Linked DNA regions of Mus musculus: region 2 is linked to region 1. Evidence: chromatin loops called from intact Hi-C (ENCODE). Cell type or tissue: left cerebral cortex. All regions are shown on one strand. Each heading gives the region's core, and the rest is flanking DNA. Links, peaks and the distances in the headings are about the cores only. Region 1 holds the start of Pam (peptidylglycine alpha-amidating monooxygenase). Region 2 holds the start of B230216N24Rik (RIKEN cDNA B230216N24 gene).

What was found. Peaks named below come from ENCODE experiments on the same cell type or tissue, not always from the same donor. Only the 100,000 strongest peaks of a DNase experiment are listed, where the experiment ranks them.
Region 2: a loop joins it to region 1, with 2.2 times the contacts of the local background. A loop is called at or near these places in 4 of 42 quality-filtered maps.

The regions. Positions count from the first base shown.
Region 1 is chr1:98,090,941-98,099,122 of GRCm38, forward strand. It overlaps Pam (peptidylglycine alpha-amidating monooxygenase), which reads right to left and starts at 4,706. Exons shown (of 26, transcript NM_001357127.1): 1 at 4,545-4,706. In left cerebral cortex, for the core only: no CTCF peak of the experiment used is centred there; DNase peaks (open chromatin) are centred at 4,032, 4,323, 4,664 and 5,168; H3K4me3 peaks cover 2,339 bases; H3K27ac peaks cover 2,108 bases.
Region 2 is chr1:98,041,916-98,050,097 of GRCm38, forward strand. All of the region lies in intron 1 of Pam (peptidylglycine alpha-amidating monooxygenase), which reads right to left. It overlaps B230216N24Rik (RIKEN cDNA B230216N24 gene), which reads right to left and starts at 5,878. Exons shown (of 3, transcript NR_037993.1): 1 at 5,787-5,878. It overlaps Gm24465 (a small nuclear RNA gene), which reads left to right and starts at 7,907; the gene lies at 7,907-8,013. In left cerebral cortex, for the core only: no CTCF peak of the experiment used is centred there; DNase peaks (open chromatin) are centred at 5,064 and 5,937; H3K4me3 peaks cover 1,513 bases; H3K27ac peaks cover 1,253 bases.

The DNA of each region.
Region 1 (8,182 bases), core at 3,027-5,526:
ATATGGCACATAGAAAACTTGTGGTTTATGTCCCCGCCCTTGCCCATGAGTAGAAAATGTGCCTTTTGGCCTTCATGAAGTTGCCCCAACAACTGGGGCTGGCTGTTCCTGAATCTGTTGCCTACATGTGGATCCTGTTCCTTTAAGTGGGCCACCTTGCCTTGTCTGGCCTCATTGGAAGAGGATGTGCCAAGTCTAGCAGTTACCTGAGGTGCAGTGGGGATGGGCCTGGGTTGCTCCCCAAGTATTTGCCTGTCCTTTTACCTTGGAAAGTTATTTAACACCCCAAACACCCAGTTTTATCATCTCCAAAATGGGGGTAATGGAAATATATATGTAAATGAACTCTGAAGGGACTCTGGCTTGCTCAGCTAGGGGAGCATGGCTCGGGTAGGCCTTGCCCTTCCGGCATTCCTTCTTCTGGGGTGATACCCAGAGGGGGGCTCCAGAAGGGTGAGGGGGAAATGAGGGGAGGATCTGCATGAGGGGGTACTAGGAGGAGGGGGGCTGGTATTGGGATATACAAAATTTTTAAAAAAAAGAAAGAAAGAGAGAGAAAGAAAGAAAGAAAGAAAGAGAGAAAGAAAAAGAAAAAGAAAAAAAAACTGGTTTATAAAGATAAAATGGGGGCATCATCCTGAGTGAGGTAACCCAATCACAAAAGAACTCACATGACATGTACTCACTGATAAGTGGATATTAGCCCAGAAACTTAGAATGCCCAAGATACAAGATACAATTTGCAAAACACATGAATCTCAAGAAGAACGAAGACCAAAGTGTGGACACTTTGCCCCTGTTTGGAACAGGGAACAAAACACCCATGGAAGGAGTTACAGAGACAAGGGTTGGAGCTGAGATGAAAAGGATGGACCATCTAGAGACTGCCATACCCGGGGATCCATCCCATAATCAACCTCCAAACGCTGACACCATTGCATATACCAGCAAGATTTTGCTGAAAGGACCCTGATATAGCTCTCTTATAAGGCTATGCGGGGGCCTGGCAAACACAAAAGTGGATGCTCACAGTCAGCTATTGGATGGATCACAGGGCCCCCAATGGAGGAGCTAGAGAAAGTACCCAAGGAGCTGAAGGGGTCTGCAACCCTATAGGTGGAACAACAATATGAACTAACCAGTACCCCCCGGAGCTCGTGTCTCTGGCTGCATATGTATCAGAAGATGGTCTAGTTGGTCATCATTGGGAAGAGAGGCCCCTTGGTCTTGCAAACTTTATATGCCTCAGTACGGGGGAATGCCAGGGCCAAGAAGTGGAAGTGGGTGGGTAGGAGAGTGGAGGGGGCCTGGGGGACTTTTGGGATAGCATTGGAAATGTAAATGAAGAAAATACCTAATTAATAACAGGTCTATAATCAGCATTCAGTAGGCTGAGATTAGGAGGATCACGAGTTCGAGGTTAGCCTCATCTATATACCAGGTGCCAACCTAGTCTGGACTAAACAGTGTCTCCATCTTCAAAACAAAACAAAACAAAAACAACAAAAGACCTAATAAAGAGACAATAGACTATTCAAGTTTCCCCAAGTAGACTTGATTGCACATAAAGGCAAGAACACTTTATTCATAGCCTAACTGTTTGAGCTATTTTTATGTAGTTTTAACAATTAGCTCTTGCAGCCTAAAGGAGTTAAAGTGAAGAATCAAGAGTCTGATATTCATGGCCGTTTCATCAAACCACACAGTTTCCAAGGCAATGATAAGAATCTTTAATCTCACGTTATAAACGAGATAACGAACCTACTGAGCTATAAGTGCGGCTGTAAAGTTAACAGCACACTCCTCAGCCTGCCCTTCAGCCTGCCAGGCCTTATTGTGCAGGTCTAATCAATTCTCAAAAGTTCCACAGGAATGCATGTAGCTTATGAAACTCCACCCAGCCAGCAGGTAAATTAACTTTTCTTTGAACTAGGGAAAGAATTGGTGTCATCGCATTTTATAAAATACAACTTACTTGGAAAGAAAGAGCTCAAGTCAATCCTTCACCTTTTTAAAGTTCAAGAGCATTCAGAGTGATTATTATTTTATTATTATTATTATTATTATTATTATTTTAATTGTTGTTGTCGTGGCTAACAAACAAATAAACAAGTTTCATTTAACTTAAGTGAGACTTGCAAAGCCAATCCAGTGTTCATCAGACATTTGTGCCTGTGGTGTCCTGGATAACAAATGTCCCCATAGATTCAATATTTGAACCCAGTATTTGAACAATATTGCTACTGTCTGGGAAAATTACAAAATGTTTAGGTTAAGGGATTCTGTCTTCTATAAATTGCTTTTGATCATGGTGTTTTATCACAGCATCAGACAAGTATCTAATACAATATTAAAGTGTTACTCTATTGAAAACTGTATATTTGCAAGTGGGTAAGATGGCTCAGTGGGTAAAGGTACTTGTCACCAAGTGTGAAACCTGAGTGTGAGACCTTAAGCTGACATGGAGGAAGTAGTGAGCTAGCTACCACAATATGTTCTCTGATTTCCTATGTGTGCCTGTGCCTCCCCCTATAAATAAATTAATATAATAAAGTTATTTTAAGTTATGTTCATAAAAACAAAATTTTCCACTCTCTAGTTATTTTTCTAGGCATTATAATTTCCTTCCCAAGAGGAGGAGAAAAACATCAACGTGGTTACCCAGTTAATTGAAGTTTTGGATAAAATTATGGTAGCTTTTCAGTATTTGATTACCACATAATACAGTGTTTAAGTGAGGGTTCTCAACCTGTGGGTCGAGACCCCTTGAGGGTAAGCTCATTGGGAAAATATTGATATTCACATTATAATTCAAAACATTAGCAAAATCACAGTTATGAACTTATAAAGAAAAAATAATTCTATGGTTGGGGTCACCACAATGTGAGAAACTATATTAAAGGGTCCCGGCATTAGGACCACTGTCTTACTGGCTGCTTTTGCTCTAAAATAGTTATTTCCAAATGTGCGTCTATTTGATGAAACCTGGGCATTTGAGACATTAGTTTTAGAAAGTACATTCTTAGTGAACCTGGTATTTACTCCATTCTGTGAGGCAGCCTCACAAAATTATGACCTACAAGGGCTTATATACAGCTTTCTTGACACTTTCTACAAGCCACGTATTGCTGTTAGAATATGTTTGATGTCCATATAAAGATATAGGTGTCACTAAATTAGTTTAGAAAGCCCTTAAGGGCAAGAAATATATTCCATGTCTTGCTCTATAAAGCACCCAGCAGACTTGCATTGCATAATACAGGGACTCATGAAAATGTCTATTAAATTTAGGCTATAAGAATGACAGGCCTTAGCCATTTAATACAGAGTATAAAGCTGATTTTCTTGGCGGTTTTCCTTATAAGGTAGTTAGAAGACATTAAACGATGTCTCTTGTGTCTGTGATTATCAACTAAGTTTCTGAATTCACTTTACAAAGAAGAAGGTCCCCCCCCCCCCAAATTAATTTTACTTGTAGGATGGAAACAAGACTGTAGAGACAACAAAACATCTGAAGCAAAAGTTCTTGTCTCTAAGACTGGGGCCAGTAGGATCTTCATGGTAGTTGAATTTCTATAACCATGGGAACAGAGATCCATAGCTTAGACATAGGGTTTGCTGGATAAAGGACAGTTTCAGCTCTGTTAACCAGTTCCAGAAAATGCGGTGCTGTCCCTCTCAGACTTAAAGAGCTCCAGGCCAAATTCATCTTTAAGTCACCAAATCTCAGCTTTAGGACCAAACTCAGGTCAGGGACCCACTAGCACAGAGCTTCAGCCTAAGACTTTGGCTCAAAACCACCACACAGCCCTCTAAAATCGTCCCAGCAAGCTCTAAGCAGCCAACAGAACAACGCGTATTTGTCCAGGTCAACAAAGATTCTGATGGAAGAGAGTACCAAGGCCACACAGATGAGGTGACCCAACCAGATTTAGTGAATATAGGAAGTAGTGGGTACTGTCCATCCTGCCTGACAGAGCAATCACCCTTCCCTGGAGGATTACACACACTCTAAAGCTGGCAGAAAACCGCGGGGAGACAGCAGAGCTGGGCTGGCGATGAGGATGGGGAATTTCCATGCTTCCAGGCACTTGCCAGCACTTCAAGCGCCTCAGTCGGTATTCCACGTCCGTAGCTGTCAATCTGCGCGGCCCCTACTAACGCTCAAACTAGTCCTAAGGATCCACTCGGGGTCCCGCGGGGCTTCGCAACCGCCACTTAGAGTTGTCCAAAAGGGGGGCACAAAAAACCCAAGGCGAATGAACAAACGCGCCCAGAAAGGCGAGGGCGCAGTTAAAGTGCCACAGTGGGCACAGCACCGGTGAAGAACGCGGTGGTGCTGACAACCCCAGCACTTGGGAATGCCAGGAAGGCTCGGACGCCGGATGCCAGGACCCCGGCCGCGCCGGAGGAAACCCACCGGGTCCCTGCGCCAGGAAGCCAAGGGACCAGCAGCCCGCTCCCCGCCCCGCCTCTGCCCAACTTCCGCGCCCCGCCCCGCGCCCGACCCTCTCCCCGCCGCGCCCGGCGCCGGCCACACTAACCTGCGCGGCCGCAGGCTCTTCCCGGGACGGAAGCGGGAGCCCGCGGGCGGCGGGCGGAGTTAGTTGGAGGCTCCGGGTCCCAGGGCGGGGACAGGCTGAGCACGCGGCCGCGGCCGCTGCTGGCCTCCTTCCTTCCCGGGCCGCGCGCTGGGCTCCGGGACCGCCCGCTCCCTCCCCCGGGGCGGCTCCCGCCTCGGCTCCGCCTCCAGCCCTCAGAGCCCGGCTTTGGCTTCCCCGCTCCCGGGGAGCGCGCGGCGGGTGCTTGGAGTCCCGGGCGGGTCGGAGGGTGGCCACTGTCCCAAGGTCTCTGGGGAGCGTGGAGAAGGCCAGGGCCCGATAGTCTCTGGGACGCGGCGGAGTCCCGGGTCCTTTCTGGCCAGCCCCGCGCGGTGACCGCGCCAGCTGCGTGGAAAGAGGTAGAGGACGAGATCTGAGTTGGATAGGGGGCTGCTTCCCGAGGGGGTGAGGGACCTCCTTCCTCCTCAGCGCCCTTTGGGCTGGGGCTCTGCCAGGTGGTCTGCACCCGGAGAGAAGATGCTGGTTTCGAACCCTTAGCTGAGGTGTAATTCCATTCGAAGTCACCTCCTGCAGCCAGGTCCCTGAATTCGAACCACACACAGGTTGCATGCGGTTTCCTGGCCAGAACCCCAAGACCAGAGGTTTGCCTTTCCTGACTTCCCACCTCCACCTGCTGTCCCTTTCTGCTTCTGAGGAGCACTCAGCTTTGGCACACAAGACAACCAGACCAGTCCCATCCCGGCATCGCCCTAAAGCAAGAGAAATAGGACAGGATGAGTAAAAGCCAGAAGTGTTGTGTGGTAGAGGTTTGGTCACTGCGCGTTACTATCTGCACACCCCCCCCCCCACGCACACACACACACAATTGAAGAGCTTTTAATAGAAACAGGTATTTAAATCTCCCCTTGTGTAGTGACTTTTGGAGTATTCATGGTGCCCTTGCTGTGCAAAGTCCTCTGCTTCTTTCTCCAGAGTTCCACCATATCTTTTATTTAATCTTATTGTCGCAGCAGATCCCTGTGCTACTGTGGCTCTGCAACCAAGTGCTGGTCTTTTCAAGGAGCTCCTCTCTGCCTCCATCTATGAAGTTCTGTTTGGCAGGATTGGGGGATATTGGAAGAAGGTCACTGAAGATGTGGAAGAAGTCCCTGGAATGAGATGAAGAAAATGCAGTGGAAAGGGGGAGCTAGGGTGAAGGAGGCTATGCTCTCAAGCCACAGGGGAATTCCCAGAAAGAAAATCCATTTCTCCATAGGGAAACTACTTCAGTGACTATCACAGCTTATCAGGCAGCAGTGGTGAGCCAGAGATAAATCAGGTTGACCAGGCCAGTCTGAGCTTTTATTTCTCAACCCAAATTCCAGGGAAAGCCTTTGACCCTAGGTTCTCAGGTAGAGATAAGAAATTCTTTGTAGAAACTAAATGTCATAAAAAGACGTCAGAAACAGATTCAGTTTACTGATGAGGGCGACACACACTAGGGCTGATCTTTGGCATTGCTCCTAAGTCATTTCTTTACCCTGGTCTAAATGAAACAAGCTCTTAAAACCCTTTTTGAAGCAAGGTGTCATTGAGATAGCCACTCTTCTGTGCTCTCTGTATGCACATTCATAGATATATGTGCCTTCTCCAATACAAACAAATAAACAAATGGTTAATTTTTTGTGAGAGAAGAAAACTTGATTTAGTGTTCTCAGGCTGTAGTGGACTTTTTTTTTTTTTTAATACAATACCTTCTGATCCCAAGAAAATTTCTTGTTCACAGGTGTGTGTGTGTGTGTGTGTGTGTGTGTGTGTGTGTGTGTGTGTGTGTGTGAAAGAGAGAGAGAGAGAGAGAGAGAGAGAGAGAGAGAGAGAGAGAGAGATCGTTAAAATGTCTAACTATACTCTTGTCTCATACCCTCAAGCTCCTGGTGGACAGTTTAGGGTTTCAGAATGCAAACTCAGTTCTGGTGTCCTAGTTTGGTTTGGGTGTTCTGTTGCCGTGATAAAACACACACAATAGTCAACTTGGGAGGAAAGGGTTTGTTCAGCATACACTTTCAGGAAACTGTCCATCTCTGAGGGACTAGGCAGAAGCTCAGCCAAGAACCTAGAGGCAGGAACAGAAGCAAAGACCATCACAGAGGAATGCTGTTTCCTGGATTTTTTTTTTTTAATAGCTTGCTCAGCTTGTTTTCTTAGTCAGTTTGGAGCCATTTGCCTAGGAGTGGCACCACCCTTGGTGGGCCAAGCTTTCCCACAGTCAGGAATACATCAAGACAATGACTCCAGAGGCCAATCTGATGAGGGTAATTCCTAATTTGAGGGTCCCACTTCCCAGGTGACTCTAGTTGCTGTCAATTTGACAAAAGACTCATCAGCCCTCTAGGGAAGCCACCTCAAGCCTGCAGCCAGAGAGCTTCAGGAGTTGTGGCTTTAGGGCATGCCAATTTGTATGTAGGCAGCAATAATTAGAAGCAAACCATAACAAAGCCTTCTCCTACCACTGAAAAAGTCATCCCCTACAGGGATAACATTAAATTAAGGTCCTTTCTGGTACTGTATGCTATCAGTTTAATTCTATAATGCTATGCGTAGTCATGGTGCAAAAGATGTGCAGCCAGCCAACAGCTAAGAACGTGAGGCATAATTTATGGAGAGCAGCATGTTCATAGGCAGTGCTGTGGAGCAGATGGAGGTACACATTTCCCTGTAAAGCTCCCAATTGTTTTCTCAATCTGCCATCATGTGATTGTTGCTTGCGCAGTTCTCCAAGCTGACCCACCTCATACAAAATTGTTAGGAGCATCTCATCTGTACAACACCCGTGTTTGGTTTGGAAGATAGACGTTCTGAGCACACTCAAGTAAAGGTAGACATTCTAAGCACACATGAGTAAAGATGAATTCGTGGAGAATCTTTGCTGTTTCCCTTCTGTTGGGCCACATCTAAGAGACACTTCCTTGCGAGGATGGGTGCGGTAGAGAGTACTTATTCTGCAAATACTGCGGAATGTGCAGGTCCATGAGCTTCTCTGGAAAAAGAAGGAAATATAAATGCTTTCTTATTCTGCACTTCACATATGACCTAAGAGTGCCCAGTCTTGATCAAGAGCAGAAAGCTACATGGAAATCCAAGAATGAGCTTTGAGTTGGTTGCATCAACCAGTCAAAATTGCTTATGCATATTTAGGACGGCAAGAGAAAATATTAATTTCAATTTACAAGTCATCGAAAGGCACCTTGTGGCCCACATAATGAATAGCCCTGTGTTAAAAGTAATACATGTTTGTTCTTTCACAAATAAATTTCCCTCTGAAATATAGACATCTGTCAAGGACTCAATTATCTTTCCCTGCATGAGCTGTAAAAGAACATAAAGGAAATAATATACTACACTGCTTATTTGAAAGAGATCAGGGGTATGCAGCTCCACACTGGCACGTTCTTAATTTCATGGTGTTAAGAAAAGAAACTCTGAGCGTGGAACAGCAAACCCCTTCCTGCTGTACTTGTGCAATTCCCATCAGTGTACACATAGGGGAAGGGTTTTTTCCTCATTAAGTAGAATCACTAAGATCGCTTCCCTGTCTTACTCTACTAACCCTTGTAAGGAGAATGTGCACATCGAATTTCCTT
Region 2 (8,182 bases), core at 3,517-6,016, 49 kb before region 1:
CTCCATGTGCATGTACATGCGCATGCTCTTAGTCCATACTCTGGAAGCCAAAGATGGTCGTGTCCATTAATTCTGCACTGACTAGTGAATCTCACCTGAGTGAAGGCAAGATTCTATATTAATTACTGTGATTGCATTTTGGTAGAAGAGGACCAAGATGAACTTGCCTAATATGGCAAACATTGCTACCTGAATCCTGTGCTCTAATATTATAATTGATAAATGGTATTACGCTCTCATTTTCCTCTACTGAGTTTCTTGGGCATGTTTTAGCTTAAATTGTACCATATAAGTGCTATTAGGCAATTTGAATTAATGTTTTGAGAAGATGATCACAGCTTTTTTATTGAGACTACTAAAGGCTGACCAGATAGTGTCCAGTTTCCTCTCTTATATCTTTGGCATAGAGGAAAAGTACCCAACACTCATTCATGAAACCAGCATGGCTGTGGCTGCCTCCACAAATCAAACTTCCATCCCTGCCACAGTCTCCTCACTTTTTGCTACGTCGTTTATGACAGACAGTCAACAGGCATAGGAACCAATTCTCTGTAAGCTTTTCCACTTGACTTGTCCACAAAGCATCAGTCTAGCAAGCCCCAGTGGAAGAATGGCAAGCATTATTTCTGTGCTTTCAAACCCTTTAAAGTATGACACTTGGGATCTTTTCCTCCCTATTTGCCCCAGGCTATGAGATTCAGCTGAGAGAAAGAGGGCCCTTTAATTCCATCAATCCCCTATTCAAAAGACTGTTTTAGAAACAGTTAATTTCAAGCAAATGTAGCAGTTGTAGGATCCCATTTCCATAACACAGCGTGGCAGAAATAAGGCCATTACAGAAGAGAAGGTTCTCCACAAAAGATCTCAATAATTGCTTTTCTTTCTGCACTGTTCACTCCATTTTTAGTGAGCAACACAATATTAAAGCATCAATAATTAAGAAAAATAACCGAAGGTAGGATTGGTAGAAAAATGGGTGGTGTTGTGACAGTTCTCCAATCTGCAAAGAAGCTGGACTAACCAAGACTCAGGAGAACCCCCCCCTCCACCCCCCCTCAACTGCTGCCTTGCAGTTGAATCCCCCTAGAAATAAGACTCTGAACTAGTTTTCAAAATAGTGAGCTATCCTCACAATCTTTGAAGTTTCTGTTTTGAAGTCTCCTTCCATCTTCTCTACCACCCACTGACCAAGAAGATTCCAAACTCTTAAAACTCAAATTCTCATTAGTTCCTTTATCTCTGATTTTTTCCAACAGATAAAACTTTTAAGATAATTTTTCAAACAAAGTAAAAAGGATTAAGAAAGCGATGGAGCCCGTTCATTGGCTGCTTTAAGATGAAACAGTCTCTTCTATCACAGAGAAAGCAGCTTTGCTGTGAAGTTCATTCTTCCTTTGTTTATTGGTTTCTTCCTTCCTTCCTTCCTTCCTTCCTTCCTTCCTTCCTTCCTTCCTTCCTTCCTTCTTTCCTTTCTCCCTCCTTTATTTCGTTCCTTTCCTTTCTTTTTTCCTTTCTCCTTTCCTTTCCTTTCCTTTCCTTTCCTTTCCTTTCCTTTCCTTTCCTTTCCTTTCCTTTCCTTTCCTTTCCTTTCCTTTCCTTTCCTTTCCTTTCCTCCCTCCCTCCCTCCCTCCCCCCTCTCTTTCTCTCAAGTGAAATAGATTACATCCCCTCCTCACCCTCATTTACTAGAACTAGAGAATCAGCACTCATTATACTGGATATTCTTACTTTTAACAACTCACATGTAAAGGTGTTTGGGCTTTGTTCATGGGGGGAACTTGAAACGGTTTATATGGTTAATGAAAAGAAGTGCATAGTAAAGTGAGAGAACAGATGTGTAAATAAGACAACAGAAGAAAAGACCCAGTTTTAAAATCCCCACAGCTACTTTCATATACGAGTAGTTATCTGTTTCTCTGAATTATATAACTTATTGATTATATTTTTGAAAGATATGTTTATTTATGCATGTGAGTACACTGTTGCTGTCTTCAGACACATGAGAAGAGGGCATCAGATCTCATTACAGATGTTTGTGAGCCACCATGTGGTTGCTGGGAATTGAATGGAAGAGCAGGCAGTGCTCTTAACCACTGAGTCATCTCTCCAGGTCTTATTGATTATTTTTAATATTATTTTGATTGACAAATACCCTAACAACAGAAACTCAGATTTTCATTTTCTATGGACTCCTAAGGCCATACACTACTATGGACACTAAATGAAATAGAATGAAAATAACTACTTCCTACAGCACAGGTATTTGCCAATGCCCTGCACTTTAAGCAGGGTGCTATGGACTGTTTGGTTTTTCTCTAGTAAGTCCTTCCAATTTTACTTTAAGAACATAAGCAGAAATCAGTTTTCCTTATGTCTGCTTTTCTCTAGAGAACTACAGCAAAAGTAACTGAGGACCTCTGCCCAAAACAAACACTACCATAGTTTCTTCCTCACATCTGCCAGTTTCTTAGCAACATAGTTTAAAAAAAAACTATGACATATAAATTATTTTATGGTTAATATGTATGGAACCCTATATTAAGATTCAGGTCTGATTTACAATAACTGTTTTATACGTGTGTGTGTGTGTGTGTGTGTGTGTGTGTGTGTGTGTTTTGCTGCTGTGCCTGGAGATATTGATCATTAGAACATAGTGTGGCTTTCCAAGGAAGCCATAGGGCAAACCTTCCAGTACCATCAGCTTGAGCTTATAATTCATATGGCTTCCTGACAGATCAACGAACGGCAGCGTTATTCAAATCTTAGGATTATTAGTTCTCATATTTGGGTCTCCAGTGGCCCAGCCATTACCCTTCAGATTCTAAAAATACACCCAGGCTCATCCACATATGACTTAAGTAATAGAATTTTGTAGTCTCTAATCATCCTTGTTTAATTAACTCGATCTGATGTTAGCCTCTCAATAAAAATATGAAAGTGAGAAGAGTGTCACTTTATAGACCTCACCTATGTGACATAGGGTTTTGAACACTGGAGTTGGTGAAACATTTCTTTCTAATTCAGTTTCCCCTGACTATTTATCTTGAGGAATTTTATTATCCTTCAGGAGGTCGGCATTCAGTGAATTAGGTCAGAATTTCGTGTTCTCTATTGGCACAGCTTTATATAAAAAATATCAGATTTGTGAGCTTAATGTTATGCTTCTGAAGTAGGCCGAATAATGGCTCACAAAGATGCTGATGCCCTAAACTTTGGAGTCTCTGAATATGCTATGTTGGCTATATAATGACCATGCAAGTGGCTGAGGTTAAAGGCGTCAACATGGTTAGGCTGTCCTGGGTTATACAAGTGGACCCAAGTTAGGGGATATCACACATCTTTCAAAACAGAAAGCTTTTTTTTTTTCTTGGCTATGGAGAAGCAGAAAGATAGCAGTGCAAAGATCTGTCCTCTCTTGCTTGCTTTGACAATGGGGAAGGGAGGCTATGACCCGGCAAAGCCTTGGAAGCTGTGAGGGCATGGAACTTGATTCTTCCTCAGAGCCTCCTGGAAAAAAATTTCCTCAATTGTGTTGACTTGTAACCAACAGAACTCTAAGGTGAGACATGAGTGCCCTGTAAGCTGTAAGTCCTGTAGTAACTGGGTAGAGCAAATGACGGGAGACTAGATGACCACCTCAGTCATGCTACATAGATCACTTCTTTTAGGGGGAGGGCTAGACACTGACCAGAGAAATATGGTCCTGTTCTAACCTGGGGATCATATGTTCCTGAGAACAGATGGTGCCATATAAAACCTAGAACCTAGGTTAGACGTTGGGGACATGATGTCTTAGAAGGTGCTTTTCTGACTCCTCCCAACATGAGCTTTCAGTCTTCTCTAGATGTTTATTTACACATCTATTTTCTCCATACAATGTCCTGGAATTTTTTTTTTTTTTGGATTTTCTTCCAGTTATCTGTCTTGTGAGAGCCGACATAATCATCTTTCTGCCATGTCTCATGCATATCTCATTTACCTCAAGCTGTCAAGTCTTTAGACTTGGCATCTCCACGCTTCAGCAAGAACAAATGTAACTGTTAAACTTAAAACTTTCATTATGACACGAAAATAAAAGAGACCCTCTCCTAAGGCAATTTTAAAGATCACTCTTCCTGAATAGCCTGGGACTGCTTCTAACTCAAACAGGAAGAAGGCTGGACTCCTGAAGTGTATTTTCCCCAGAGTATGGCTAGCACGGTCAAGTTGGAAAATGACTATTTTCAACTTTTAAAGTTGAAACTGAATATATATTTTAAACTGTGAATTCAGTTAGCTAATGAATTAGGTTGTATTGCTGCAAACATGAGCAGAAAAAAATAAGATAAAATTTAGCATGAAGCGTATTAGTTTTATTTCTAACACAAGCATTATGAGTGTATTTCAATAAGAGATTTTACAAGTATGGTATCAGTTTAGGTTGAGTCAATTTCTTCAACATTTACTCTACTGTAATGTAGATGAATTTGCTTCTACTTATGAGAATCAGTTTCTAATAGCAATTAATGAATAACTTATTAAACACAAGGGCAAGTATAATTTAACACTGTTTTAATATAGTTTCAAGACTGGGAAAATTCAAAGAATAAACACTTATGATACATATGACACATCCTTCAGTTCCAAGGAGCTGAATGTAACTTTTAGTATGGCTTTATACTCTTACAACCATTATTTCTTACTTACTCTTTATAGAAACCTACATCTAGCATTAATGTTCCATTAACATAATTTCCCAGAAACAAATTATATAGACCATATTCCACGGTATTCTAAAAATACAAGACTCTAGAAATAAACAGTCTAAACCACTTCTTGTCCCTGTCAACTAAGCCATGCGCCTGACTTCTATACAGAACAAAGGTTCAGCTTCCTGAAGGATGGGTAGTCTCTGTACGAGCCATTCTCAAGCCCCTGTCCTCTCGCGAAGCTATTTACTAACAGTTAGAAATCACCCTTTTCTACTCTCCTTAAAGCTCACTACCAGATGTACTGAAATTGTTTACTGGGGATCCAGGGAAGGAACCACAGGCAGAATGCGTGGTGTGGTGATGGAGAAGAGAGGTCTATGGATTTCTTGATGAGACAGTTTGGGGGAGAAAAGCTGAAACAGAAAACTAACTTCCAGAAGGGACTCTTCACTCATAGCTCTCCCCCTGACACCATAAGAGACTGCACAGTCCTCTTTGCAGAGATGTGAAGACAAATGCTCAGCCTCAGGAAGGGAGGCATACGTAAGTATTTCATCAAGCACCAAGTTCACTCCTCTGCAATATTAGAAACATATGGAAGTAGGATTGAAGTATGCAATTATGACTGTCAGTAGACACTGAACTTCCGACAATACCTTCCCATATCCTGTTATTATCACTTAAGATGGATAAAATATCAGTAAAAAAATGTATAATTCACATACTTTCTAAGAGCCTTAGCTGCCCTATGACACCTGTAAAAAATATGTTAAGTTTTTTTTTTTTTTATGGAATGCAAACAGTTTAAAAGGAAAGCTATAGTGTGCATGCTGGTTTCGCTTATCAGGGGGTAAGAGGTATTACATTGTGCATTCACAGTGATTTTTATAAGCCCACCCCTACATGTGAACACACATATGCACACATACACATAATATATAGGAAAATTTTAGCCAATCCCCGACAACAGATTTATAGCTTGTTCCTATATATTATGTTTCAGTTAGAAGTATATTTTAGAACACAAGAAACCTAAAGCAAAATAATAGAGACATTTGGTAATTCTTATAATAGTATATTAAACAAAGCACTTACCCTCCATTGCTAATCACACTGGCAGGAGAGCAACAGGAGAGGGGCTTTATTGTGGGATGAATCATCCCCACGTAGATGCTCTGAGCAACCCGTGTATGCATACTGACATCATCAGGAGAGACTTGGAGGCAGAGGCTACTATGGTAACGGAGCAATGTGCTGGGAGACAGCCGCCTTTAATTGCTTTAACAACTTCCTGGGGCTCAAGCGACCAGGCTTGGATTTGCTAAGTAGGAAAGGAAGGTTGTCACAGAGGCAGCAACTGTGACGCAGAGCAGAAGAACTCAGTGAATTCTGGAATTACTAATTTCAGCATGACTTCTTAATGGCAAATGTCATTACACCGTTCCATTGGCAACATCCTTTTCACACACAGAGCTCTAAGGAAGGCATAGGTCAATACCCAATGCTCCGAGGTAACAGAAGTCTAGCTTCATATATAATTCTCTCACTTAACAAGCATTAATATTATTGCATTACAAATATCCTTTTCCTTGAGAGTGAATGCTTGATTCACTTTGAAAAGAAAGCCCACATCTGTGCCTTAGGATGTCTGCATGCTGATAACAATGACAACTGATTCTTTCTATTTATTTCTCTGGAAGGTGGCAGCTGTGGGTCCATTAATCTCTGAGCTCCACTAAATCCTTGCCAACAGGTCACTTATGCAGAAAACACCTCCAGGGAAATGGCTAGTTATTACACCCTGATAAAATCAGCCAGGAAAGCAGGACTTGATGCTACAGTTTTCTTGGTGAAGTCGTCTGTGTCAAAGGCAGAATAAATTCTATTGTAATGATGCCCTTCCCTGGAAAGCCACACAGAACATAAAGCTTTCCTTTGAACTCTTTGTTCTTCCTTGCCTCTGCCACCCATGCTGAAGAGAACACAAGCCCTTTTAACAACACCAGGTTTAGAGTAATTGCTGAAAATAACCATGTGCCAGCGTCAAACTGAGGCTATAATGATATCCTCTGCTTATCTGATCGGTTGCAACACTTTAATAAGTATATAATTTATCATCTGTAGTATGAAAACTATTGTTTTCTCTCCCGTGCATATTTGATTGACATGTTTTTCAACAATACCGGGATCTAATTTTTATTGTAACTACTGCAATTGTAAGGATAAGCAAGAAAGTGGGCAGGTCTTCCTTAAGACAGTCACAGCACAATATAAACTGAAGGTTGTCACTCTGTACTATATACTTAGATCTTAGCTCTTTCAAAGGCACTATTATTATCTCTATTTCAATTTAGATGATGCCACGCCTGCCTCTTAATGTTTCCTTTGTAAGTAAACAGTTTACAAATGTCTAACCAGACCAGTGGCTTCAAAAACAGTAAATGGAATAGAACAGTACCAATTTCCAATCTGAAAAAAATATAGAGGTTTTTTTTGAACCTAATTGACAAGTTGGGGGGTTCTCACTCCTGTAGAGCTTGAGAAAAAATGAGAGCAGAATTGTAACATGTAGTCTCAGGAAAACATAGCATGCCATTAAGTCAGTTAACGAGAGAGAGCTTTCCAATCAAGCTTCCGTTCTTTCATCTGTGCTTTCTGAGATCCTGTTTGAAAAGCAAAACAGACCAAGTTCAGCAAGATGGTAGGTAAGCAGGAGTACTACTGAGAGCCAAGGAGATGGCTGGTCAAGTCTGTTGCTTGATACTGAGCTCTGACAACCTGAGCATCCCAGACCTGTATGGTGGAAGGAGAGAGCCAACTCCTGAAAACTGTTATCTTGCTTCCTTGCTTTCACATGCATGCTATAGCATGCACACGTGCTCATGTGCATGTACACACCATATACACTAAGTATAAAAAACATATTGCTCTACACATATGGCATGATTTAAAAAAAAAAAACCCACAACAACAACATCTGTTGGATTGAGGATATAGCTGATAGGTAGAATGCTTGTGTAATATTCATGAGGGCCTCTGAATTCAATCCCTCGTGCTCATAACTGTGTGTGCCAGCTCATCTTTGTAATCCCAGAAATCAGGAGGTAAATCAGGAGGCTCAGTAGTTCAAGGTCATTGAAGCTAGCCTGACCTTTATAAAATCACATCTCAAACTGTTTCTGTTTATATGAATATACACTGAAAAGTATCTAGAAGTGCTCACTTTGGCAGCACATATACTAAAATTGGAACAATACAGAGACGATTAGCATGGCCCCTGCGCAAGGATGGCATGCAAATTTGTTAAGCATTCCATAGTTTTCAGTCCCATGGAGGGAGCAGCAGTGTCAACAGGCCAGACTCCCTGCCCCGCCTCCAAGAGCTCCCCGAGACTGGACCACCAACTGAAGAGTACACATGGAACGATCCATGGCACTGGCCACATATGTGGTCGAGGATGGCCTTGTTGGACATCAGTGGGAGGAGAAGTC